Linked DNA regions of Mus musculus: all the other regions are linked to region 3. A link is a loop called in an ENCODE intact Hi-C map of the cell type or tissue named here. Cell type or tissue: left cerebral cortex. All regions are shown on one strand. Each heading gives the region's core, and the rest is flanking DNA. Links, peaks and the distances in the headings are about the cores only.

Region 1 (6,107 bases), core at 787-5,786, 390 kb after region 3:
AAGTCCTGGTCAGATCTCAACGCTTATCTGTGCTAATAAAGAAAGATCAGGAGGTCACTTTCCTGAAATGGCCCGGGGTATGCGCGCAGAACACCCCCTTCTTTATTCTAAAAGCAAATTGGTTTTCGAGGTTGGATCCGTTGAGATGCCGGCAGTGGTCTGAAAAATTGTGTTTGATAATTGCTCGAATCTTAATCAAGATTTTATTAAAATCAATATTTGATATGCTGCCCAATTTAATTAAATTAAACCACAGAGAAATGAGCAATAAATGAATTTGAAAATCCATCCCAGGATAAGGTATGTTTCTCTTAATTAGGGGAACATTTGAAACCTTGGGCCAAAGCAGCTGCTGGCCATGAAGGATGGAGACAGAGAAGAACCAATGTCTGTGCAGAGTGTATATGCAAGGCTGGGTGCGGGCTCTCTGCTTATTCCTTCCTATTCCAAATGTAGTTCTTGTAGATGTGTCTTCTGAAGTGCAAGAATCAGGCCCCCGCGCATTTGAGGATGACAGCTGATAAATGGCAGATGTGGATTTTAGCTCAAAGACAAAGTGTCATCTTCTACCTCGGACTGCTTAGAGACCACAGGAAAGCAAGAGACGGCTCATTTTAGAAAAGGTTATTGGCCCAAACATTTCTTAAGAAACAGGGAGTTGTCTTAAACAAGTGGGGAGGCCAAGCTCTAAAAGCATTTGAGTCAGTATAGCCTGCCTTGAGTCCCAAGGAGAGATGGGCAATCTCTCGCATACTTTATGGTGGTTGGGAGTGGCTATGGGTGTCAGTAACAAAGCATCCTAATTAGGATTAGCTAATGAAAACAGAGTGGTGTGGAGAGGGAAAGAGGAGGAGAAGCAGTCTCAGGAGAGGTGCCTCCTCTCTTCAGGGACACTAACAGAGGGTTAATGTTACACAGTGGGACAAGAACCAGGCCTTTAATTAGAACTTCAGAGCCAGAGACATTTCTGGCTCTAAATCTTAGTCATCCAGAGAGCCAGCTCTAGGAAATGAAGGCCGAATTCTTGGCAACAGGAGGGGTCTAAGCCCTGAACAGCACCGCCCCCACCCCCTGTTTTATTCAGTATGTGTTTGGGGGTATAACAGAAAAGTCTGTGACACTCACAAGCTCACATTTGTCATCTCCTGTTCTTTCATTCTCTGCCTTACGCCTGAGACAAGCAGAGTCTCTTCCTGAACCCTGGTCTCTGCCTCCCACGATGCTGGGGTTACAAGCACACATGGAGACAAGCAGCTTTTAAATCATTGCTGGGGATTTGAACTCAGGTCCTCCTGTTTGCATAGCTAGCACCTTTGCCGCTAAGCCCTGAGTCACTCTCTTTTTCTTTAACTCTCTGAATTCCAACTTCTGCTGGTAGTGTTTAAATATTGCTTTCTGCCCATTAAGCACCCCTCCTTTATTACAAAGAATCTAGAGACTTCCTTAAAAACACACATTATACTCATTAAGCACCCCTCCTTTATTACAAAGAATCTAGAGACTTCCTTAAAAACACACATTATACTATCAGACAGATAATGGGATGGGTCATTCCCATTGTTAACAACGAGTTCTGCTTGTCTCCCAATACCTGCTTGATCAGTTTCCTTTAACACATGCATTTCCACTATCAGTGCAGTGACTGGAAAATGTGTCCCTCCCTCTCCTGAGGCCCTCTGTGACTCCAGACCCTCTCTCTCTGCCCCTCCAAGGTAACCACGCTGGTCAGTTTGTATGTTTGTCTAGATATACTCTCTCTGTCTGCCTGAGCCTGGCTTCCCTTACATTTTATGCATCCTAGATTTCATTTACCCACAATCATATTTTTTTGTATACAGGTTCATACTAATATTAATTATGTGTATGCATATATAAACTTTCAAATTGCATACTGTGTAGAAGTACCCTGTTGGAAACTACAAATCTAAGTTGATTATCTAGAGTATTTTTTTCTACAAATAATGCCACTGTATCCTTGCGTAATGAGCTTTGGGTCCATAGTGACCACTAAGAAATAAAGGGACATAGTGCTGGATGCATTCAGATGGGCAGAGTTCCAGTTGTTATGGGGAGTGCAGACACATTCCTTTCCCTTTCCTCCTATGAGATTACTTCTTGGGTTTGGTGGCTCCCAGCATGCTTTGCATTTCGAGGTTGTTTGTGTTTGTTGAATTCTCTCTAATCCTTCCTCACTGTCAGTGCACCCAGAATTAGTTCTGCAGCTCTCTTTAAGGAATGAAAGGCTCCAAGAGAACTGGGCAGGGACTCGGTGTGTCTCTGCCACCCAATCAGCATCTGGAGCAGGGGAGGTTCGATAATATTCATAAAGGCCAACAATATAGATATTAAATTTTGTTCTGTTGATTATTAACTTCTGAACTGGAATCATAACCCTCCCAAATCCAAATAATTTTTAAGATAAACTTTTAAGATATTATTATTAATATTATAATTGTGTGTGTGTGTGTGTGTGTGTGTGTGTGTGTAGGGGTATTATCCACAGATATATAGGTTCTGTGGAGTTCAGAAGAGGTTTTTAGATCTCCTGTGGGTGTGAAGCTGGAGTTAGAGGCTGTTGTGAACCACCTAATTAGGGTACTGGGCTTTGAACTCAGGTTCTCTGAATGAGCAGTAAGTGCCTCTAACCACTGAGCGATCTCTCTCCAGCCCCAGCTTGTTCACATTAGAATTAATCAGGACAGAAGCAAGCGAGTAGGATCAGAAGCCAGAGGCTCTAATGCTCAAGGCTACCACCTAGTGGTCAAGGCTTGTCAGCAAGGCTCAACCTCCCCAAACAGAACTATCAGCTAGGGACCAAGCGCCCAACTTAAGCCCTTGGAGTTGGTTCAAATTCAAACTTCTTTTACGTACTTGGATCGTATTTTTGTGCCTGCAGTTTTGGAGGGCCGCGTTTCTGGCATCTATCTTAGATTCACGATTAAGGCCTGCGGCTTACGTAGCTTAGGATGGGAAGCTGAGGGGCCGTTCTCTTGTGGGTAGGACACGATGTATTGGAGGGTGGGCTTTCTCCTGCTCCTGCCGTTGGTGTCAGCACTGGTGGTCATTAGCGCTCCTCCAGGCTACCTGCCACACGGGGATATCCTCGCCAGCTTAATGAAACTTCACTGCGCGGAGAAACCACCTCAGTGTCCTCTAATTTGCCTTTCCTTTACTTGAGTTCTCTCCAAACAAGCCCCTGTTTGTGTAGCCACTGGAGACGTGAGGATGACACAGACTCTGGTCTCAAGAAGCTCGTGAGGGAGTAGGGAAAGAATGGGACCATGGAGATACAGCAGTGACAAAAACCCTCTATGGGAACCTGTGGGTCTCAACCTTCTCAATGCTGTGACCCTTTAATACAGTTCCTTATGTGGTAGTGACCCCCGACCAATAAAATTACTTCGCTGCTACTTCATAAGTATAATTTTGCTACTGTTATGAGATGTAATGCAAATATCTGCACTTTCTGATGGTCTTAGGTAACACCCGTGAAAGAGTCATTCACCCAGAGGAGTTGTGACCCACAGGTTGAGACGCATTGGCTTAGCATGACCACACAACCAAAGCTTTGTGCAGAGTTTATTTGAAGGCAGCATCTGTTGTGATTTTCAAAACAAAGTAATTTGTAGCTCTTTGATCAGTTCTCTACATCCCCCCCCCCCCCCGTTTCCAGAGAGGTTCTCACTGAACCTGGAGCCCACTTATCACCTAGGCTGGGCAGTCAGTGGATTTCCCAGATCTGCTGGCCTCCACTCTGCTGGGGTTCCAGGCATATGGCTATGGTTCTGCCTATAAAAAATAAGATCTATTTTTTATTGGATATTTTCTTTACTTACATTTCAAATGTTATCCCCTTTCCTCATTTCCCCTCTGAAAACCCCTCTATCCCATTTCCCTACTCCACTGCTCACCACCCACCCACTCCCTGCCCTGGCATTCCTCTACACTGGGGCATCTAGCCTCCTCCCGTTGATGTCTGTCAAGGCCATCCTCTGCTACATATGTGGCTGGAGCCATGGGTCCCTCCATGTGTACTTTTTGGTTGGTGGTTTAGTCCCTGGTAACTCTGGAGATACTGGTTAGTTCATATTATTGTTCCTCCTATGGGGCTGCAAACTCCTTCAGCTCCTCAGGTCCTTTCTCTAGCTCCTCCATTGGGGACCCTGTGCTCAGTCCAATGGTTGGCTGAGAACATCCACCTCTATAGTTGTCAGGCACTGGCAGAGCCTCTCAGGAGACAGCTATATCAGGCTCCTGTCAGCAAGCACTTGTTGGCATCCACAATAGTGTCTGGGTTTGGTAACTGCATATGGGATGGATCCCAGGGAAATGCAGATCGAAACAACCCTGAGATTCCACCTCACACCAGTCAGAATGGCTAAGATAAAAAAGTCAGGTAATAGCAGATGCTGGTGAGGATATGGAGAAAGAGGAACACTCCTCCATTGTTGGTGGGACTGCAAGCTGGTACAACCACTCTTGAAGTCAGTTCTGTGGTTCCTCAGAAAATTGGACATGGTACTACCGGAGGACCCAGCTGTACCCAGAAGGTGTTCCAACATGTAATAAGGACACATGCTCCACTATGTTCATAGCAGCCTTATTTATAATAACCAAAAGCTGGAAAGAAGCCAGATGTCCCTCAACAGAGGAATGGATACAGAAAATATGGTACATTCACACAATGGAGTACTACGCAACTATTAAAAACAATGACTTCATGAAATTCTTAAGCAAATGGATGGATCTGGAAGATATTAACCTGAGTGAGGTAACCCAACCACAAAAGAACACACATGGTATGCACTCACTGATAAGTGGATATTATCTCAGAATCTTAGAATACCCAAGATCATTTTTTTAAAAAAATTATGTTTATGACAGCCTGCTTATAGGATTGTATCCATGGTGCAGTACTCACAGGGGCCAAAAGGGGGCAGTGAATCCCCTGTAGTTGATGGCCCTGATGTGTGTGCTGGGCACTGAACATAGGTCTTGCAGAAAAACAGGAAGTGTGCCTCAGTCCTGAACCATCTCTCTAGTTCATGAGCCTGGCTTCTAAGTGGGGATTGAACTGGGGTTCTCATGCTGGTGTGATAGGCACTTGACTGCATGAATCCCTCTTAGATGATTTTCAAAGCATCCTGGGTAAATATCCTGGTGGCCAACCGGTTCTTCTTCATTGTGCGAGAGAGGCCAGGCAACTGGATGGAGAATGCACCATCAAAGAGCAAGCAGTTCTTTTCCTTGGAAGAGGAGGCACCTTGGGAGGGCATCTTTTTGTTTTAAGGTGGTGGCCATCGTACTCCAGCCTGGAAGCTCTAGAATGGTGCGGTTATGGAAGTGCACAGCCCACACTCTCCGTTTGCACAAACGTCTGTGTCCATGGAGTAGAGATGTATGATCGCAGAGGACTTTTTGGTGGTTGTGGTTCTTGCTTTATCTAGACCTCTCATCCCTAAATCTTGAACAAAGATTCATGGTTGTCAAAAATCCTAACCTTCCTTGAGCCTAGGAAAAAGAACCGCAACATTAATTTAAGAACAAATAGATGGGGCATGCCCATTGTTGCATAAATGGGAAATACGACGAAACTAAGAGAGAAGACAGGAAACCAGAAAGTTCCCCAAGAGATAGGGTGTGGCCATCTGTCGATCAGCTGGACTGGGAAATGCCAGGCGTCCCACAGGAAACCTGGTCTCACCGGAAGCTGATGCTGGCCTCGTGGTTCACTGGCAGCTCTGTGTTTATCTAAAAAATCTAAGCTCAGGCTGCCTTTTATGATCATACACGAGGTGGTGTTGCATGCTGAGCTTTGAGAAGAACTGGATTTTCAGTGGTGTTTTCACCCTTGGGACTAGGTGCTGAGAGCTCCGTGCTGTGTATTAATGAGAACTTTCATGCCTTGCTTTGGGTGGTATTGGAATTTGTGTGTGTGTGTGTGTGTGTGTGTGTGTGTGTGTGTGTGTGTTAGATGAGCTACAGCCAATGTGTACTCCGTTATTTATCACTTCCCACCTGAGACCTAGGCTGAAGTGAAGGAATCCAAATATCCACCTTTACCAACTCACTGTTTTTGCTTCTGCTCACCAAGTCCCCTGGCACTC
Region 2 (6,107 bases), core at 743-5,742, 250 kb after region 3:
CAACCCAGATAAAGTGCCGTGTGGGTTCTGCAGGAGTACTGGGGGAGGTTTTGTATACCTGAGCACAAGGCTTTCCTTGAACACCGAGTAACCAGTTAGGCACAATCTTACATGTCACCTGTCACTTTATACTTGTCTATTGCTCAGCAGAAATCGCAGATGGCTTCCCCTCTATGTGTCACATTCTTGTCTGTCTGAAAGCCCTTCAAGTACACAGCACATCTGCAGGCTATAAGCAAGCTTGACTGTTAATGAATTCGTTTCCACTCTGAATTTCTAGGTTGGATGTTGGCAGCCAGACTGGCAGATGTTTAGCGGGGACTCTGAGGTCTGTCTGCCCATCTGTAGCCGGACCTCAGACAGCTTGGGGCCCCTTTGGAAAATGATCCTTGGGTCCCACGTCTTCTCACCCTCTTCGTCTTGCATCCCCAGGTTGAAAGGATTGTGGACAAGAGGAAGAACAAGAAGGGGAAATGGGAATATCTTATCCGATGGAAAGGCTACGGCAGCACGGAGGACACGTGGGAACCGGAGCATCACCTCCTGCACTGTGAGGAGTTTATCGACGAGTTCAACGGGCTCCACTTGTCCAAGGATAAGAGGGTGAAGTCAGGGAAGCAGGCCGGAGCCTCCAAGCTCCTCCGCGACGCCCGCGGCCTGCCAGTGGAAAGACTCTCCCATCGGCCTCTGGAACCCGGGAAGAGCAAACCATCTTCCCACAAGCGGAAGCGCGTCAACTCTCCCCTGTCCAGGCCCAAGAAGGGGTCTTCGGGTAAGGCTCCAGACAGGGCCACCAAGACTGTGTCCTATAGGACTACCCCCAGTGGCTTACAGATCATGCCCCTGAAGAAGGCTCAGAACGGCCTGGAGAACGGAGATGCCGGCTCTGAGAAGGACGAGTCACACTTTGGAAACGGGTCCCATCAGCCGGATCTGGAGTTGAACGACCAGCTTGGAGAGCAGGAGGCCAGTGACTGCGACGGGACCCACTCCGCGCTGGTGGAGAATGGAGTTGGTCTGTGGCTTTTCTTTCTCTCAGGGTTGGGTTGGTCTTGGCTGGTGGCCAGCTTGTGGTGTTGTTGTTGTTGTTGTTGTTGTTGTAGGCAGGATCTTATGTGGTCCAGGTTGGCCTCAAACTCACCAAGTATTCTAGGATGGCTTTGACCCCCCTGTCTCCTGCCTCTGTCTCCTGGGTGCTGGGATTGCATGCAGGCACTGTTAGATCCTGTCTCAGGTAAAGGTGGAACACGGGGCATGCTGGGTAAGGACTCTACTCACCAAGCCAGCCATGTCTTCAGCCCTTTGGTCTGACTTTTCTTTCAACCTAGGGAAATATCTAAGTTGCTACCCACCTTCTGTCTTTAACTCTTAGCTACCTCTTAGTTCTGCCTTTCTTGGTCTCTCACGTCAAGGCCACGGACGTTTGACCTCAAGCCTGTGCTGGTTATTAGACACCTTTGCATACAGGGATATCAAGCCCCAGGTGCTATATGAGGCCTGCGGTAGGTTACAAAGGCCTAACTACAGCTAGGCCTGTCATCCCAGCTATGTGAGAGGCTGGGGTAGGAGGATTGCAAATGTAAGGTCACTCGGGACTACAGGTTGAGTGCATGACCAGCTTGGGCCACTGTAATGAGATCCTGTGATGTAAAGGGGACATCCAATCCCCCCTATACTGTTAAATACAGAAAAAAGAGAGAATCCTACTACACTGTAGGATACCCCAGGCTGTAGTCACCACACCAGATCCACATTCCTGGGGGTGGGGTGCAGCCCAACATCCCAGGAGACAGAAGTCCTCCCCAGAGGGCCTGCACCTCCCCTGGGACTCACAGCCTTTGTCCAGGGAGGGGCTGCCTTGGGGGCTGTCCTCCTGTCCACGCCATTTACAGATGGAGTTCTCCAAGCTAGCGCATGATGGGAGATGCCTGCTCTTCTGGTGTCACCAGCGTAGGCGGAGGGCCGTTCCTCTTAGGTGGAACATGACTAACTTCCAGCTGTGTCCATGCATGGGACATAGGACAGTACAACTCCTGTCGTGCTTCTTTAATTTCTTTATCCAGTCTCTATGTTCAGACCAGGCTTGCCCTGGACTCACGGTTGCCCAGACTGGGCAGAGCTTCCTTTATAAAGCCGCCAATCCCTTTCAAGATGATAGATACAGTTCTCATGAGCTTATCTCATCCCACAGGCTTTGCCTCTTGGTACTGTTAAATGGGATACAGAGTTTCAAGCTGTGACTCTCGGGGGAGGGGGAACCCCAACACCCAGACTATAGTGGGTTGGTCCTAACTGCAGCTCCAACCCCGCCCTGTGCCGGCTCTCTTGCCTGCTCCTTTCTGCCCTGTCCTGGAAGCAACGTAGACTGTAGGTAGCTTGCGTTAGGACATGAATTCCTCCTCTTACAGTCTCTGGAGGCGGTGAACCCTGAGCTTCTCATGCTGTGACATCCTCAGTGGCCAGACTGCGCCTTCACAAAGACCTCAGTGGCCTGTGTCTTTGGGCAAGCTGTGTGCTCCAGTGTCATGCCCCCTCCATTCTCAAACACCCTTGTGTATACCCACAGGCATCTTCATATACAGAGATCAGAGCCTGAAGTCTCAGGAGCTTCAGGAAATACCTAATGGGCACACAACAGTGCATGCCCAGTGTGCAGGGCCCTCAGATGCCCCTGATGGAATGAGAGTGAACACGGATGCAGAGGTGCAGGTGGTAACGAGCAGGCTAGGTCATGAGTTAAGTGCCCGTCTGTGATGATGCTGAGTGTGGGGTCTGGACCGTTCTGAGTATGCTCCGTTGGGGAGAGCTTGCCATCTTTAGGGGAACCTGGGCAATTGCTTAGAGCTTCCTCCTGCTCCAGAGAGGAATCTCACCCTAACGCGATTTATTTAGGCATCTGCCCCAGCCTGACTCATGCTTCCATCTGGGGATCCCCCAGTGCTGATATGCCTGTGCTTCGAGCATATGGAAGCGCTGTTTGTCTTAAACATTCATCTCTCGGGGGAAGAAGTAGCTTGTGTAAACGAGGCTTGGCATAAACATCCCCGTTTGATGTTCGCGTGACAGCTGCTAGCAGTTGCAGAATCCCCCTCCCCCATTGGTGCAGGAAGGGGCGGTCAGGGGAAGCCTCTTAGGCTCATGGGGTACAAGAGCAGGAGCCTGGGCAGGGTCCCAGTAACTGAGCTGATAACACTCCCCCTGCCAGACTTGCAGCTTCCCTAAGAGTAAGCAGGAGCACTAAGGGAGGATGGTTTGCTGACTGACTGCCAGACAGCAGTGTGATGCACAGGGTGGGTGTCTCTCCCCATGCCCTGTGCTGCTTTCTGAGGTGGAGTGCAACTGTTAGCCTTTTGCTCTGGCGACCCGCCTTGAATGCCAACTCGCTAATGGGGCCAGATACCTCATCACCTGAGAAACTTGCTAGCCAGCCGACCCGCCGAAGTCCCTGCGCGTTTGTAGCTATTCTGGACCTTTTTCCTCCTCAGTCTGGTGTCTTGCTATCTTCTCCAGATAATGTATATTCACACATCCCAGGGCCCCAGCTGGAAGGGAGAGGAAGCTGCCACCCACCTCTATTGTGTTTGTAGCCGTCCCAAACTTTTTGCTTAATTACATCCTTTCGAGTTGGCGCCCACAAGCTCCCATGAGGATAGGCTGTTGGTCTCATATTTCACGTGTCTAATATCCCCCTGGATACCTGTGACAAATGTAGGCAGATCCCACAGTATCTGATGGACTGTCTTAGGCGGAGAGGCTCCAGGAGACTGGCTCTTGATGGGTACCTCGGCGGCTTCTGTGTGTTAGACTCTGTACCAGGATGACTGGGCCGTGTCATTTGCCATCGGACACCAGAGCCCTTCAGTTCAAGTCTGACTCTCGGAGCACCGGTTCAGGACCACTGCCCTGCTAGCCGCTGGCTAGATTAGAGAGATGCAAAGAGAGGAGTAAGGGCCCATCTTTTGTAACTTAAAATCTACCCTCGGCCAAGCTGGTGGGCTCGGACTTTTAGGTTGAGTAAGCACCAGAGGTTGAACCTCCATGGATGGAGTCCCATGTAATACATGGAACAGCATTGCCGTATTTATATACAACTCGAATGTAGTCACTCGTGGGAGAAACGGCTCCTGCCTCAGTCACCCTCTGACACTTGGGTTGCAGCTAGCTTATTACCCAGGGGGGTCAAGCACTGGGGGAAGCGGAGGCAGCATCCTTGCCATTGAGAGCAGTCTGAGATTCAGAGGTGTAGGGAGACCAAACAAGTCTCTGTCATGCTCCTGGCCTTAGGGAAGCTCTGTTGAGGGCAGTGCCACATACAGGTTAGGCATTGAATTATTTTCCTCCTAATCTTTCTCTGACCCAAACCTAAGGATCTAGTGCCATTTGACCAGTGGGGTGTAGGACTTAGGGGTTCCCCCTGTTTGCCCTGCAGAAGCATCCCAGAGGGCTCCTGACTGCACCTCAGGGCAGTGTTTGGGATATGGGGTGTTCACTTTTTAAATGTCTTTCCCCCCCTCTCTCGATGACTTAACTTCCCCATAGAAAGAAGTAACTTATGTAATATGACTTCCTTATGGTATAGGAACAATCCACAGCCCAGGGCTCCAGTGGGTGGCACATTCTGGGTTCACACCATGCCTCTCCCCGCTGAAGCTCAAGATGAATATGGCATGCATGGCTCAGTGCCCACCTCTGTTCCCTCTTCTCCTGGGGTGACAAACGACTCTGCGGTCCACGGACCATCTGCCTCAGTATCCCTCTGGGAGCTTGTTAGAATGAGCTCCGCCCCATCCGAGTGAATGGGGACCTGGGGCGGCGGCGGGGGGGGGGGCGGGGGGGCAGGTGTGAATCACTCCTGTCAAACGATGAGTTTTAATAGCTGAGTGTGGATGGCCGCCCCCACGGACGTGTGTGGTTGTGAGCGATGGCTCATAGACGCCTCGCTGCCAGATCTGGGATGTTCTCCCGCATTTTTAAACTTGTAAGAGCATGGTTTTTTTAAAAAACAAGGTCTCTTCCTTGACTGTGTACTTCCCACATAAGGGATTTCTCTCTGTTTCTGTCTGTCTGTCTGTCTGTCTGTCTCTGCCTCTCTGTCTCCATGTCTCTTTCTTAAGAAAGATAGGCTTCAGCTGTGCTGAGCAGCTGTCCCTTTAGGGATCCCTCCCTCTCCTGCTCTGGTGGGAACTCCCCTGTCCTGACTGTCCACAGAGGCCACAGCCTGGTTCTTTTAAAGACCCATTTGTGCTTTAACCCCTGGGGACACTCCACCTCCCCAGCAGGTACCCTCATTCCCTTTGAGCCCTAGAGCAAAGCATGGCTGCCCAGTCAGTGCTCTCCAAGGGCCCGTGGACCCTCAAGCCCCGTGCCCACAGTTCTCTGATTTCCGAATATCATTTCTCTACATGTTTGGTGTCTGTCTGTCTGTCTCCCAGGCCTTCCGTGATTCACTATTCCCTGCATTGTTCCCGCCCATGCATGTCCCCTCCCAGACAGGTGGGCATCCTTTGCCATTTTCCATCCATCCATCCTCTGACAGGATGCCAGCCTTCTCTTCCAGGGTGTTCACTTCAACCTTCACACTCTCCATGCGGTTATTGCTTTCCCTTATCTGCAGATCAGAACCGAGGTGGACATTTAAAAAGCAACCCACACTGTCCTCGTGGGGAGAACTTGGGACCTGACAAAGGCAGAGCTAGACTCAGCACACCTGGAGGGTGGGCTGGAAACTGAACAGAGCCAAGTTGGTACTGTTGGCCTAGGAACCCCATTTTGGAAACCACCACCATTGACTAATAAGCTGTGGGTGGTAGGTGAAAACATAGGCGGTTGTGAGAGCCCAGGGGCCTCGCCGAAGAGTAGGCGTTCTTATGCCTGGGACCTTCCAGTTGCCTTTGTGACTCGTTGAAGTATGAGGGAGAACGTGGAATGGGAGAAGCAGGGTAAAGGAGCTATATTGTGAGATTCTGATGTTCGCAAAGGATGCTCTGTGGTCCTCGTGGTGGCTTCTAGAGGCAGCTGTTACACCCATATTAAAGTGCAGGAGGAGGCTACAGATGGCACAGGTTGGGCTCAGGAGACAAGCCCAGGCAATTTAACCCCAGAGCTGA
Region 3 (6,107 bases), core at 671-5,670:
GGTGCATGCACACATACAACACATACGCACACACACATACACACTTGCAAAACAAAAGCGCACACAGAGAAAAATGTCCCCTACCCTCACCTACCCAGGGCAGAGAGGGTACCAAAATCCAAATCTCCTGGTGGGCGAGGAAGAAGCCAGAAGTTCACCATCTTCCTTACCTGTCTGTGCCCCTTTTCTTACCGGTCTGCCTGTTGGGGATCTGTATAGCAACTGGTCCCTCCGTGTCTGTGGCCTTTGCCTTAGCCAACTTTGACCTCTCTTGCACTCCATCTCTCATGTGAAGCCCTTGTGATGGTCCCCTTGGAGACAACCCATGGCCTCAGCATAAGATCCCGAGTTTATACCTACAGAGATCCTTTTCTTATTCCGTTTCAACAGATGGGTTCTGGGGACTGAATCTCTGAAGGCTCCTACCCAGCCTGCCACATCTGGTAATAGTACGTTCTCAAAAGTGGGCAGACAGTGACTGCTGTTGCTGCTTGTGTGGACCCTGCTGCCTGCTTGCCTGCTGGCTGGCCTGCCTACCAGGGAAAGCATTTACTTAGCATTCTGAATGGATGCTGAGAATTTGATCAGAGAGCATGAGAGAGAGAGAGAGCATGAGAGAGAGAGAGAGAGAGCATTAGAGAGAGAGAGAGAGATGTGAGTTGCTCCTCATCTCAGTCCTACTGTGAATTATCTTAATTTGTTTAATATCAGATCATTTTTCACTAAAAGGCCAACTTGTGAGTGTGTTCCAGGGCACACTCTAATAATATTTGACTTCACTCTCAACCTCCAGACTGAGTTGAAGGGTGCTGGGTTTGAGCCAGGAGAACCCGAACAACACAGCATGGGAACCAGACAAGGGCGCCTTTGCCCCCTCAGCTGGACAAGCGATTGTCTCTTAAGCAATGGACTCATCCATTTGCGAACCTAAAGACTCTGCCCAGCGTGGCCTGAGGAGAGCTCTGGTGTGCAATGGCAGCCTTTATTGTCACTTTGTCGAATCTAAGTGCAGCGGTTGGCAAGTGGGTTTGGTAAATATTGCTCCAAAGCATTCACGTTTCAATAGGAAACAGATGCCAGGCATCCCCATTAGTGGGGCTGTTCAGAGTCATCGGAACAAAAACACAAACCCACTCCTTGGTAGAGCAAGATGCCTAGGAAGGCCAGGGAGAGGGGGAGGGCAGTGGGAGGGGAAATGGGAATCTGTAAAACCTGCGCGCAGAGTTTGACATTGGGAAGACCTTCATTTTAGCAAAAGCGGCTAAAAAATGATCTATTTATCACCAGAGGGATACAGAAACACAGTTATAATGGGAAGCGTGAGTCACCACCCTCTTGTTCAACCAGGGAACCAAGTGACTTAGAGGCAGAATAAAGTTATTTCGTTTGTATCTCTTAAGAACATGATGTTCTCTGTCTGCTTGTGTCCTTGGGGTAAAAGGCCAAGTGTCAGTTCTGGTCTGAGGTGGCCACAGGCTTTATGACTTGCCGTTTGTCTGAGGCTCCTTTTCAATGTATTAACGACACTCATAATGTCCACTAAGGGCCGGGCACCAAGCACTGAGCTCTCTTTGACTTGGTTCATCCCCCTGTTACCCTTAAGAAAAGCGTAATTCTCTCCGTATTAGAGATGAGGAGGCTGAAGATTAGGAAGCTTGGCCACCTACCTGAAGTCAGTCTCAGCCCGTAGGTGTCATGAGCCGTGACGATGAGCTCAGCTGTCAATCACTTGCCTTATTGTCCTGTCGGGTGAGACTTGCCCCCTTCTCCTCCCCACCCCAGTTACAAACTGCGGTGGCAGAATCCGTCTGGCCACAGCACTGGGGATCAGCCTCAGGGGAACGGATCCAGGTGCAGAGCTGAGCTGTCGAGTGGCAGTGGGTATTTATGTGTTTCTAACTGCCTGCCTCTCTTCAACTCTTTCATAGTTCTAAGCGAGGCTTCAGGACAGAGTCCAGTAGCTTCCTAGGAAGAGAGAGCAGTATATTATCCACACACGTAAAGGGAGTTCCAGCTTGTTTCCTAACAAGATACTGTTTTCCCCTCCAGGTTCTTACTGATGTATTAACATCCCCATTTTACAGTGTGTGCGCAGCAGGTGCCCTAGTTCCCCGAGACAGTACATAGACGTCTATACTCCCTGTTGTTTCTTCAATAAATATCTATGGAATCTCTCCCTGCCAGGGTCCAGTCCAGGCCTGGAACCACAGCTCTGAAGACATCAGGCTATGTCCTTGGCCTTCCACCATTGCCAGGGTTCAGAAAGGTTATTGTCTAATTTCTTTCTTTTTTAAAAGATTTGTTTACTTATTGTTACACATATTTGACCTGCATACATGCCTGCAGGCCAGAAGAGGGCACCAGATCTCATTTCAGATGCTTATGAGCCACCATGTGGTTTCTGGAAATTGAACTCAGGACCTCTGGAAGAGCAGCAGTCAGTGTTCTTAACCACTGAGCCACCTCTCCAGTCCTATTGTCTAGTTTTTAAGCCAGGCAGCTCCTCCACTGTAGTCTATTCAATATTCGAGCTGGACACCACCCCCTAACCTGTCCACCCTCTATACCCCTTGAAAGTTCCCAAGCAAATGTTGCCACACATCTCTATGTCCTCCAGGGGGCACTACAGCCCTTCATTGAAAACCACAAAAGAGAGTTGGCCTTTTAACAGACTATGTGTGGGTGGAGTTTAACAGACTATGTGTGGGTGGAGTCAACATCGGGTTCTGTCTTGGGTAGGGTGGGTGTTGGTCTTTACTCTAGGGATTTGTCCCATGCCTAGGACAGTGTAAGAATGAGTTTGAAAAGAATTGGAGAGATGGCTCAGTGGCAAAGTGCTTGATGAAGAAGCATGAAGAGTTTAAATACCCAGCATTTTCATAAAAAGCTAGACGTGGGGGGCTGGAGAGACAGCTCAGCAGTTTAAAGCACTTGTTGCTCTCGAAGAGGACCCAGGTTCAATTCCCAGCATTCAGAAGGTGGCTCACAGCCATTTATAGCTCCGGTTCTGGGCTATCTGATGCCCTCTTTTGGCCTTCCTAACAGGTGATGTAAGGACCTTGAAGTGGGCACACACACCCCCCCCCTCCAGACCAAGTTCTCAGCACAAAAGAGATTGATTTGCTCCAGAGGGATGGGTATTAAGAGACAAAGACAGGAGATAGAAGATGAGGGAGAAGGGGAAGGGAACAAGGGAGGCAGAAGGGATATTTGCCCTGGATGGACAAAGAACTACCTCTGGATAGAGATGAGACAGACACGGCCCATAGGCGAATGGCAGTTTATAAAGATAAAAGAGGAAATCTTGTGTTAGGATGAGCTGTTAAATTTTAATTGGGCATGTTAATTAGGTGAGCCAAAGGGGGCTTTTGATTGCCGGACTTCAAAGCTGTGATAGCTGAACCTTGGTAATCAGCCTTAGGAGGAGGAAGTGGCCAAGGCAGAGGGGATATGGTAGAAGGGTAAAAGGCAGAACTTGCCATCAACATGTCTGCCGTGTTTGTCACACTTGGGCTGGTTAAAGCCCTTCAGTGACTATCCCAGAATGCCTGTGTGACCAGAGCTGTCAGGACAGAGCCTAGGCTGCTGCAGTCCTAGCAACCTTAAACAGATAAGCACTAGAGGGAGGAGCAGAAGGGGAGATACAAACACACACAAGGACAAGAGACAGAGAGCTCGGTAGGTTTCCAAGTCAGAGCAGCAGAAACAAAGCCCAAGCACCGCCCAGCCACTAGTCCTTCTCAGCCTCCTTTCTCAGCTTGCTGGAGCTACATGCAGCTCTGCTTCCCCATGGGGACAGACCTAGGAAGCAGCAGACAAGACACTGTAAGCAAGAGGGCAAGCCTGTGCTAATGTACCGCCCTAAGCCCAGGCCATTTATGCTTTTCTAGAAGGAAATACTCTTGAGGCTGAAGGTACTTTGCCTTGTAATTATTCCTTTTTTTTTTTTTTAACTTAAATGTTTATCTCTGTATTAGTCTGTTTTCTGTTTCTGTAACAGAATACTAGAAGCTAGGTGCTTTGCAAAATAAAGAAGTTTGTTCAAGTTATATATGAAGCCTCAAATTAGGCAGCCCCATCTGTTTGGCCTCTGGTGAGGGCTCCTTTGGTGGCCTCTGAACATGGCGGGTGGGATGAAGATGAAAATGGGGGTGAGGAGGAGTGATCCTGGCAAGACAGAAAGTCAGAGAGATACTCAAGCTTCCTCATTTATTTTTACGTGTGTGTGTGTGTGTGTGTCTGTCTGTCTGTCTGTCTGAGCTCAAACCATGTTCACATGTAGGTCAGATTGCAGCTTGTAGGAGCTCACACATCTTTCATCTGCGGTTCTGGAGATGGAAACCAGACCATCAGGCTTACCTGCAGGAGCCTTTCCTCACAGAGCCGTCTTCCTGTCTCCAAACTACTCTTCTGTAACAGCAAGCTCTCTCTCCTGCCCGCACCAGACCCGCATCAATCCTGCGAACAACGCTCATTCCACCTAGCTTCGCCTCTTCTCAATACTATCACACTGTGGACCACGTTTCCAGCACTTGACGTTGGGGGCCAGACCCCTAAGGAGTAGGTAAGTACTAACAGGAGTTAGTCACTGAGACTCATGAGCACAAAGGAAACTAGACCTTGTTGGAGAGACCAAGATCAGCTTGTCTTTCTTCCCTTGCTGTTCATTTGTATCTATCTGCTGCAACAAATGATCGCCAACTAGGTAGCTTTGCTCAGTAGAGTCTATTCTCTCTCCGTTTTGGAGACTACAAGTCTGATGAGAGACTAGCAGGCCCATTCTCTCCAAAGAGTCTGTTCTTTGGTTCTTTGGTTTCCCCAGCTCCTGGTGGCTCCTCCAACTCCTCCCCCACCCCCCAGCCCCAGAAGCCTGCCCCCTTTGCCTCCATTTCCCACTGTCTTTTCCTCTTCTGTTTTTATTTTCTTTTATGATTTATTTATTTATATATGTGAGTACACTCTCACTGTCTTCAGACACACCAGAAGAGGGCATGGGATCCTGTTACAGATGGTTGTGAGCCATCATGGGGTTGCTGGGAATTGAACTCAGGACCTCTGGAAGAGCAGTCAGTGCTCTTAACCACTGAGCCATCTCTCCAGTCCCTGTCGTTTTCTGTCTCATGCAGGACACTTGTTGTGGATGTAGATCCACCTGGACAATCCAGGATGACCCCATAAGGTCCTTTCTTTGCTCTTGGTTTTCAAGCACTGATTTCCAAACATAGACATGTTTAGTGCCAGCTTCCAGAGATTCAGGTACAGATCATCTTGTCTGCGCATCAGCAGTCAATCAACCGGAATATCAATATCAATATCAAATAATTGTAATAGTAACGACGGGGTTTCTTTGGATTGGCAAGATGGGTCAGTGGGTAAAGGTGCTTGCTGCCAAGCCTGACAGCCTGAGTGTGATCCCTGGAACCCACAAGGTGGAAGGAGAGAACCAATTCCTGATCTCCCAACATGCACCTCTGAATATATATATATATATATATATATATATATATATATATATATATCTCACTATATCTATATCTATATCTATATATCACTCATATATGAAACAGGATCTCACTATATAGCTCTTGCTGTCCTGGACCAGGCTGGTCTGGAACTCAGAAATCCACCTGCCCCTGCTTCCCGAGTTCTGGTTTTAAAGGCATGCATTACAGCAACCAGCAAATAAATATAATCTTAAAAGTTAAAGCTTGGGTTCTTTCATTTGTTTGTTTTGCTTTGCTTTTTGAGACAGGGTCTCACAATGTAGCCCCGAGTAGTCTAGAGATTACTCTGCAGGCTAAGCTGGTTTTGATCTCACAGAGATCCACGTAGCCTCTGCCTCCCAAGTCCTGGGATTAAAGACAAAATGTTTAAAAAAAGCAACACCAAACAGGTGATGGAAGGGATGAGTTTCTAACCCCAGGAGGGTGTTCAGGGACCACTTTTGTGATACTGTGTCGTTAGAAATCCGAATGATGGGAAGGTTGGAGGCAGGAGAATTCTGGGCAGAGGGGCCAGTGTATGTAGGAAGGAGTGGAGTGAAGGTAGCAAGCTGGCAGTCACTTTAACAGTGAGTTGTTCCTGGGCAGACTGGACACCACTCTCCC
Region 4 (6,107 bases), core at 679-5,678, 110 kb after region 3:
CTTGCTGGTACCTTGGTTTCATGTTTCACATCTCTGGGAGAATACATCTCTGCTGTTTAAAGGCAACCCCTTTATGGCGACCTGCTATGGCTGCTTAAGGAAAAGAACACATATAACTTTATCCAATTCAACGCCACTTACGGATACTGTCGCCATATCAAGGCGTATATGCATACAATAATTCTGCTTTCAATTTAAAGAAGGACATGGAATTTTTCCAAGGGTCCCAAGGTTAAGAATTCTTTCGGTAGATAATTGGATGTGTTTAAGCAGTCCTAATCATTTAGCTGACCCAATTGTGCCCACATTTCAGAACAGGGATTACGGAAGGAACGTAGAGATGAATAGGAGTTGAGAGGGTTTCTACGCACTGAGAAAAGAGTTAGCATGCAATCACCAACCTTTCATACCTTTGTAAAACGCTGCATTATTTTCTCCTGGAAACATTTACATGAAAAGAAAATTAATAAGGCTGCTTATCATGAGTCCCAGGCAGGAGTCTTAATAAGATAGAGAGGAATATTGATTTTGGTCCCTACAGTACATTCTCAAATGATGGTGTTGCTAGAAAGAAGGAAGGCACCCAAGAGTTGGCACCATCTTGTCATGACCCACTGTGGTCAGGCAGAGACACGAGAGGAGAATGGGAAGGGTGGGTGTGTTGTTTTTTTGGTCCCGAGATCAGGATGCTGCTGGACATTCAGGATGTAGAGCAGCAGGCACAGTGGGCTCCTCCGTTCACATCTCATGACAGAGCTGCTGGATGTGGATCGGCAGCCCGGCAAAGGCGGGGAGAGCCGCGCTGGTTCCGGAACCGTGAGAAGAGAGTGTACGCCGCCGCTGAATGGTTTCCCTTTGGACGTTATGTGTTGGAGACTGTGGTGGCTGATCTTCATTGTCAACTTGATGTCATTGAGGATCACCCAGGAGACACACCTTTGAACCTACCTATGAGGACATTTCCAAAGAGATTGATTGAACTACCCAGGGAAAATACACCATGCGTGTGGGAGGTAGCATTTCCTGGACTGTGGTACCAGAGAAAGAAAAAGAGTAAAAAGAAGGAAAGAGCTGAACAGCAGCGTTCAACCCTCTCTCTGCTTTCTGACTGTGGAAACCTCATACCCCGTTTGTCATGTTTTATCCACCATGATATATTGTCCCCTCAAATTGTGAGTTGAAATAAGGCCTTCTTTTGAGTTGCTTCTGTCAGATATTTGACCACAGCAAATGAGAAAAGTAACCTCCTAGTGCCCTGTCAGTAATGTCTATGGCTAGAGCCTTTGGGAAGTTATGACATCATGTGGGCTCTGATGTCTTCAGGGGATTAGCTTATCCATGCGCTTGGTTATAGATGTGAGTAATGTGTGCATGCTTGCTTTGTCTCATCATGTCACACCTGTGCCACCTCGGGATTCTGCACAGGGTCCTCACGCTGCAAGAGAGAGCTTGCCAGATACGGACCCTTTGCTTTACATCACCCAGCCTCTCGGACCATGAATGTAGTAGTCCTTTATTCATGACACACTTCCCGGCCCATGGCATCCAGTTATAACAACAGTCAAGCAGATCAAGACAGGTTCTTGGCTACTGTCAACAGCTCTCAGAATGTTGTTTTTTCCTCCTGGTTCTGGAGTAATGGAGAGTCTGCTTTCATAATCTGGGGAAGATTGTCCCTTGGAAACATCTCTGTAGGACAGGAAGTAGCTTTCCTTTTCACGCTGGTGTGTGTTTTCTGAAGATCTCTGTTCTTCCTCTACCTGCAAAGCTTGGGAAGATCCAGAGCAGCAGCCTCACATCCACTTGGATGAGTAACATATCCAAGGCTTGGGTTTCCTCTTAGAGCCAAAAAGGAATTGTTAGGCTCAAAACGGGGCAGTGTCTGTGTGCAGACACTGCACACAGCTTAGTTGGTAGCCTTCCCCACTCACACTTCATTTTAGCTAGTAGCATCTATCTTAGTCAGAGTTTGTAGTCTTGCATAAAACATCATGACCAAGAAACAAGTTGGGGAGGAAAAGGTTTATTCATCTTACACTTCCACATTGCTGTTCATCACCAAAGGAAGTTAGGACAGGAAGTCACACAGGGCAGGAACTTGGAGGCAGGAGCTGATGCAGAGGCCATGAAGGGATGCTGCTTACTGGATTGCTCCATCTGGCTTGCTCAGCTCGCTCAGCTTGCTGTCTTATAGAACCCAAGACTACCAGCCCAGGGATGGCACCACCTACAATGGGCTTGGCCTTCCCACCCTTGATCACTTATTGAGAAAATGCCTTACAGCTGGATCTCATGGAGGTATTTCCTCAAGGGAGACTCCTTTCTCTGTGATAACTCCACCTTGTGTCAAGTTGACACACAAAACCAGGCAGTACAGCATCCCAATTTAATCCTAGAAGATGTAATCTGTGTGTAGGCTCCAGGGATCGATGACATAGGTGTGGGTGACAGGGAAATGAAGGGATACATTTATTAAATGGGACTGGTCTCTGATGACATAAGGAATAAACCTTTACCGTCTCCTCTTCATTTTATCTTGAACATTGACTGTCATACCTGAACTCCAGCAACTGTCTTGTGACTTCAAGGACACTGTCAGTTTGATTGATGGTCAGGCAGAGACAGAATGTAGTCTCTAACAGTATCCTTGAGAAGTCAACTCACTAGCTTATTTGCTATATAAGGTAAGTAGGTTCCAGCTAGTTCCTGAAGACCAGTGGTTCTCAACCTTTGGTGGGGGGGGGGGGGCTCACATATCAGATATTTACATTACTATTCATAGCACTAGCAAAATGACAGTTCTGAAGTAGCAATGAAAGGATTTTATGGTTGGGTGTATTAGAGTTCTCTAGAGTCACAGAACTTATAGAAAGGTTCTCTATATTAAGGGAAATTATTGGAATGACTTACAGACTTGAGTCCAATTAACTCAACGATGGCAGCTGTGTTGCTCAGTCCCGTGAGGCTAGCTGTTTCAGATGGTCTTCTGTATAAGCTGGAATCCTGAAGTCCTAACAGATGGGCTGGCAAGTAAGTGCAAGCAGATGAAGAAGAGTGAGCCTTCCTTCTTCCATTGTCCTTATGTAGGCCCCCAGCAGAAGGTGTGACCCAGATTAGAAGTGTGTATCTCCACACCTGGGTCTAAACTGTTCTTTACTTGGAACTTGCTCTGTTCCAGGGTGGCTTTGAACCCAGAGATCTGCTTGCTTCTGTCTCCTGGAATTCAAGGCATGTACCACCTTGCCTGGGCTTAAGCTTTTCCTGACCACTGTGCCTCAAGATATGGATCACAGATGTGCCCTCCATTTCTGGTTGTAGTTTATCCCAGATACAGTCAAGTTGACAACTGGGAGTAGTCATAACATTGGGGGTCACCACAACATGAGGAACTGTATTAAAGAGTCACAGCATTAGGAAGATTGAGAACTACTGTCTATGGTATAGACAGGCACTTTCACTATGGGTTCTACTGTGAAACAGTATGTTTTCGTCTGAGTACTCAACAGTGAGACTCAGTCAGCACTGAGGGCTTCCCCAACTTCTCTTCTTCTCTTTCTTCTGGCTTGGTTAAAATTTGCCTTTTCTGGTGTCATTTCCCCAATGCATATATTGCAAACACGTTTCTATGCAGTTTATTTTATTCTGTGACACTGTTTTTGATCATATATGTCACACCAGCCCTTTCTCAAACCCAGCCTGGAGTCTGGGGGACTGGGGAGAGTAACTAAGAGACACTCTAGTGGCAGTTGTGCAGAAAATGAGCTGTAAAGGGCTCGGTCAGCCAGCAGCGTGTGGATCCTGAAGTAGATGGACTCCAAGCAGAGAATGTGCTATCTTAGCGCTTATGGAGTTTTACTTTGGTCGCACACACACACACACACACACACACACACACACACAATCAAACCTTGGCTGAACAGTTTCCCTACAGTGAATTTAGACTGAAATACGGTTGGTGGCTTGATCAAGGCAAGAACATGAGAATGACCCAGAAGGGCACCAGAAAAGGTGTAAAAATCAGATAAAACACCAGAGAAGCAGGAAGGCGCTAAGTGTGACTGCAGGCACCTGTACACATGGAACCCCCGAGGGCATCCATACACCAGCCCACTGTGGTACTTGGCATTCAGGACCAGTAGGCCACATAGAGAGAAGACTGATGTATGTGTAGTTCTTGTGTAGTCTGCCTATAGCAGTGGAATATTTGAGCTTTTTTGGGAAACGTTATTTTTTGTACTATTTTGATTTGATCTTATTTTTAAAAAGCTTCAATTTTTTATTTCCCTTATTATATCCAAATTGTTTATACATTTTCCATTATTAAACATGCCCCTCCTTTTGTTTAGACATTCCTTCTTCCCTTTCCCTTCCATGATGCCCCCTCCACTCTTCTTTTCCTTTTCTTTTATTTTTTATCCTGCCCTCTTCCCTTCTAGTTTTTCTTCCTCTATTGCCTTCTCTTTATCTTATTTACCTACTATTCTATACTTACTGTAAGTGGTTTTGAACTTCATAGTACAATTAACATCATTTATTTTCTATTTTATGGTCTGCGGTCATTTCTTACATTTTGGTTATATTGAGATTTTGATTAAAAATCCAAATGTTGGAAATGAAAACAAATCAAATAAAAAATCACAGTGGAAAGTGCTAGCAATAGACTTGCTTAAAATGGAATGGAAGGAGTAGATTAGAGTAGAATAGAATAGAATCGAATCGAAGAGATGGAAGGCAAGGTCAAGGAATTACTATACCCAATTATCAATAAAGGAAACAGAAACAAAATTGAGCAAGACCACAGTGTACAAGAAAGCAAAATTAAGAATCCAAGGATTAGAAGGAACAGAGATAACAATGAACATAAGAATCTGTTCAATGAAACAATAGCAAAAAATTTTTCAATCAAGAGAAAGAAGTAGACATTCAAATACAAAGGGCACCTGGAACACAGAATATCATCTTCAGAGGAGAACCTTTCCAGAAGGTTCACAGTCAAGATTCTAAAAGGACAAATCAAAGGAGCAATATTAAAAGCATCATAGAAAAGGCTAGAGATGTGGCTCAGGTCTTAAGAGCACTCGCTTCTCTTTCAGAGGTCCTGAGTTCAGTTCCTGGAGCCCATATGTTTGCTTGTAACCATTTATAATTCCAGTTCCAGAGAATCTGATGCCCTCTCTGGTCTCCAAAGCCTCCTATACTCACTCTGTGCACATACATACAGGCAGGCAAAACGATCAAACACACTAAATAAAAATAAATACTTTTTCAAAGGCATCAGGGGAAACACGCCAACTCAGTTATAGAGGGAAACACATAAGCGTGTGTCTGCTCTCTCATCAGAAACCCTAGGATACACGAGAGGATGGACGAATACGTCTCAGCTCTTGAGTATAAATAACTGCCAGTCAATGTGGCTATGCCCAACTGAGTTCTCTTTCAAAATGTAGAGAGACATAAAGGCATTTAAGACAACCAGAAATGAAAGAAATTCATGGTCATCAGGCCAACGCTGAGGAAGACAGTTAAACGAATTCCAGCCAGAGGAGGACGAAAGACAGTCTCAACCAGGAGGGCGTAGGAAAGAACACAGTTCACGAGAGAAGTAGAGGAGCAAAGGAAAGCTAAGGAAGAATTCACCAATCCTGACACAGCAAAGCCAGCAAACCACTAATATCAATACAGGAGAATAAAAAGACAATTAAAAACCTTCCTCTAAAACCGAAGCACCACTACCAAGTACAAAGCCACAGGGACCAGCAAACTTTCCCAGCAAAATTCTAAAGATAAACAATCTTTACTTCCCAAATAAAAGACACAAATGTACTAATTAGAGTAAAATAAAACAAAACAAAACAAAACAAGTATTTGTTATCTCTAAGAAAAATACCTTACTGACAAAGGCATTCATAACCTGAGAGCGACAGGGTAGAAGTTGGTCAGTTCACCACGCAAACAGAAGCCAAATATCAGTTGGTAGAGCTAATCTGATAACTGATGAGGTGACTTCAAACAAAAATTAGAAGACTTGGTTGTTTGAATAGGTATGGTGCCCATAGGCTCATGGGTTTGAGTTCTTGGCCCATAGGGAGTGGCGCTATTAGGAGGTA

What was found. Peaks named below come from ENCODE experiments on the same cell type or tissue, not always from the same donor. Only the 100,000 strongest peaks of a DNase experiment are listed, where the experiment ranks them.
Region 1: a loop joins it to region 3, with 8 times the contacts of the local background. A loop is called at or near these places in 18 of 42 quality-filtered maps.
Region 2: it touches region 3 in a loop (4-fold over the local background); 3 of 42 quality-filtered maps call a loop at or near these places.
Region 4: it touches region 3 in a loop (2.3-fold over the local background); 8 of 42 quality-filtered maps call a loop at or near these places.

The regions. Positions count from the first base shown.
Region 1 is chr8:116,477,723-116,483,829 of GRCm38, reverse strand. No RefSeq gene overlaps it. Among named protein-coding and RNA genes, the nearest start is that of Dynlrb2, 24 kb to the left of the region's middle. In left cerebral cortex, for the core only: CTCF peaks have their summits at 2,778 (motif pointing left) and 4,965 (motif pointing right); a DNase peak (open chromatin) is centred at 2,756.
Region 2 is chr8:116,618,692-116,624,798 of GRCm38, reverse strand. It overlaps Cdyl2 (chromodomain protein, Y chromosome-like 2), which reads left to right. Exons shown (of 7, transcript NM_029441.3): 2 at 433-1,015. Among named protein-coding and RNA genes, the nearest start is that of Gm31367, 16 kb to the right of the region's middle. In left cerebral cortex, for the core only: a CTCF peak has its summit at 2,829; DNase peaks (open chromatin) are centred at 3,280, 3,517, 4,669, 4,884 and 3 more places; H3K27ac peaks cover 3,138 bases.
Region 3 is chr8:116,869,466-116,875,572 of GRCm38, reverse strand. It overlaps Gm51553 (a long non-coding RNA gene), which reads right to left and starts at 1,946. Exons shown (of 3, transcript XR_003947463.1): 1 at 1,668-1,946. In left cerebral cortex, for the core only: CTCF peaks have their summits at 2,361 (motif pointing right) and 2,575 (motif pointing right); DNase peaks (open chromatin) are centred at 1,286, 2,278 and 2,668.
Region 4 is chr8:116,759,235-116,765,341 of GRCm38, reverse strand. No RefSeq gene overlaps it. Among named protein-coding and RNA genes, the nearest start is that of Cdyl2, 29 kb to the right of the region's middle. In left cerebral cortex, for the core only: no CTCF peak of the experiment used is centred there; no DNase peak of the experiment used is centred there.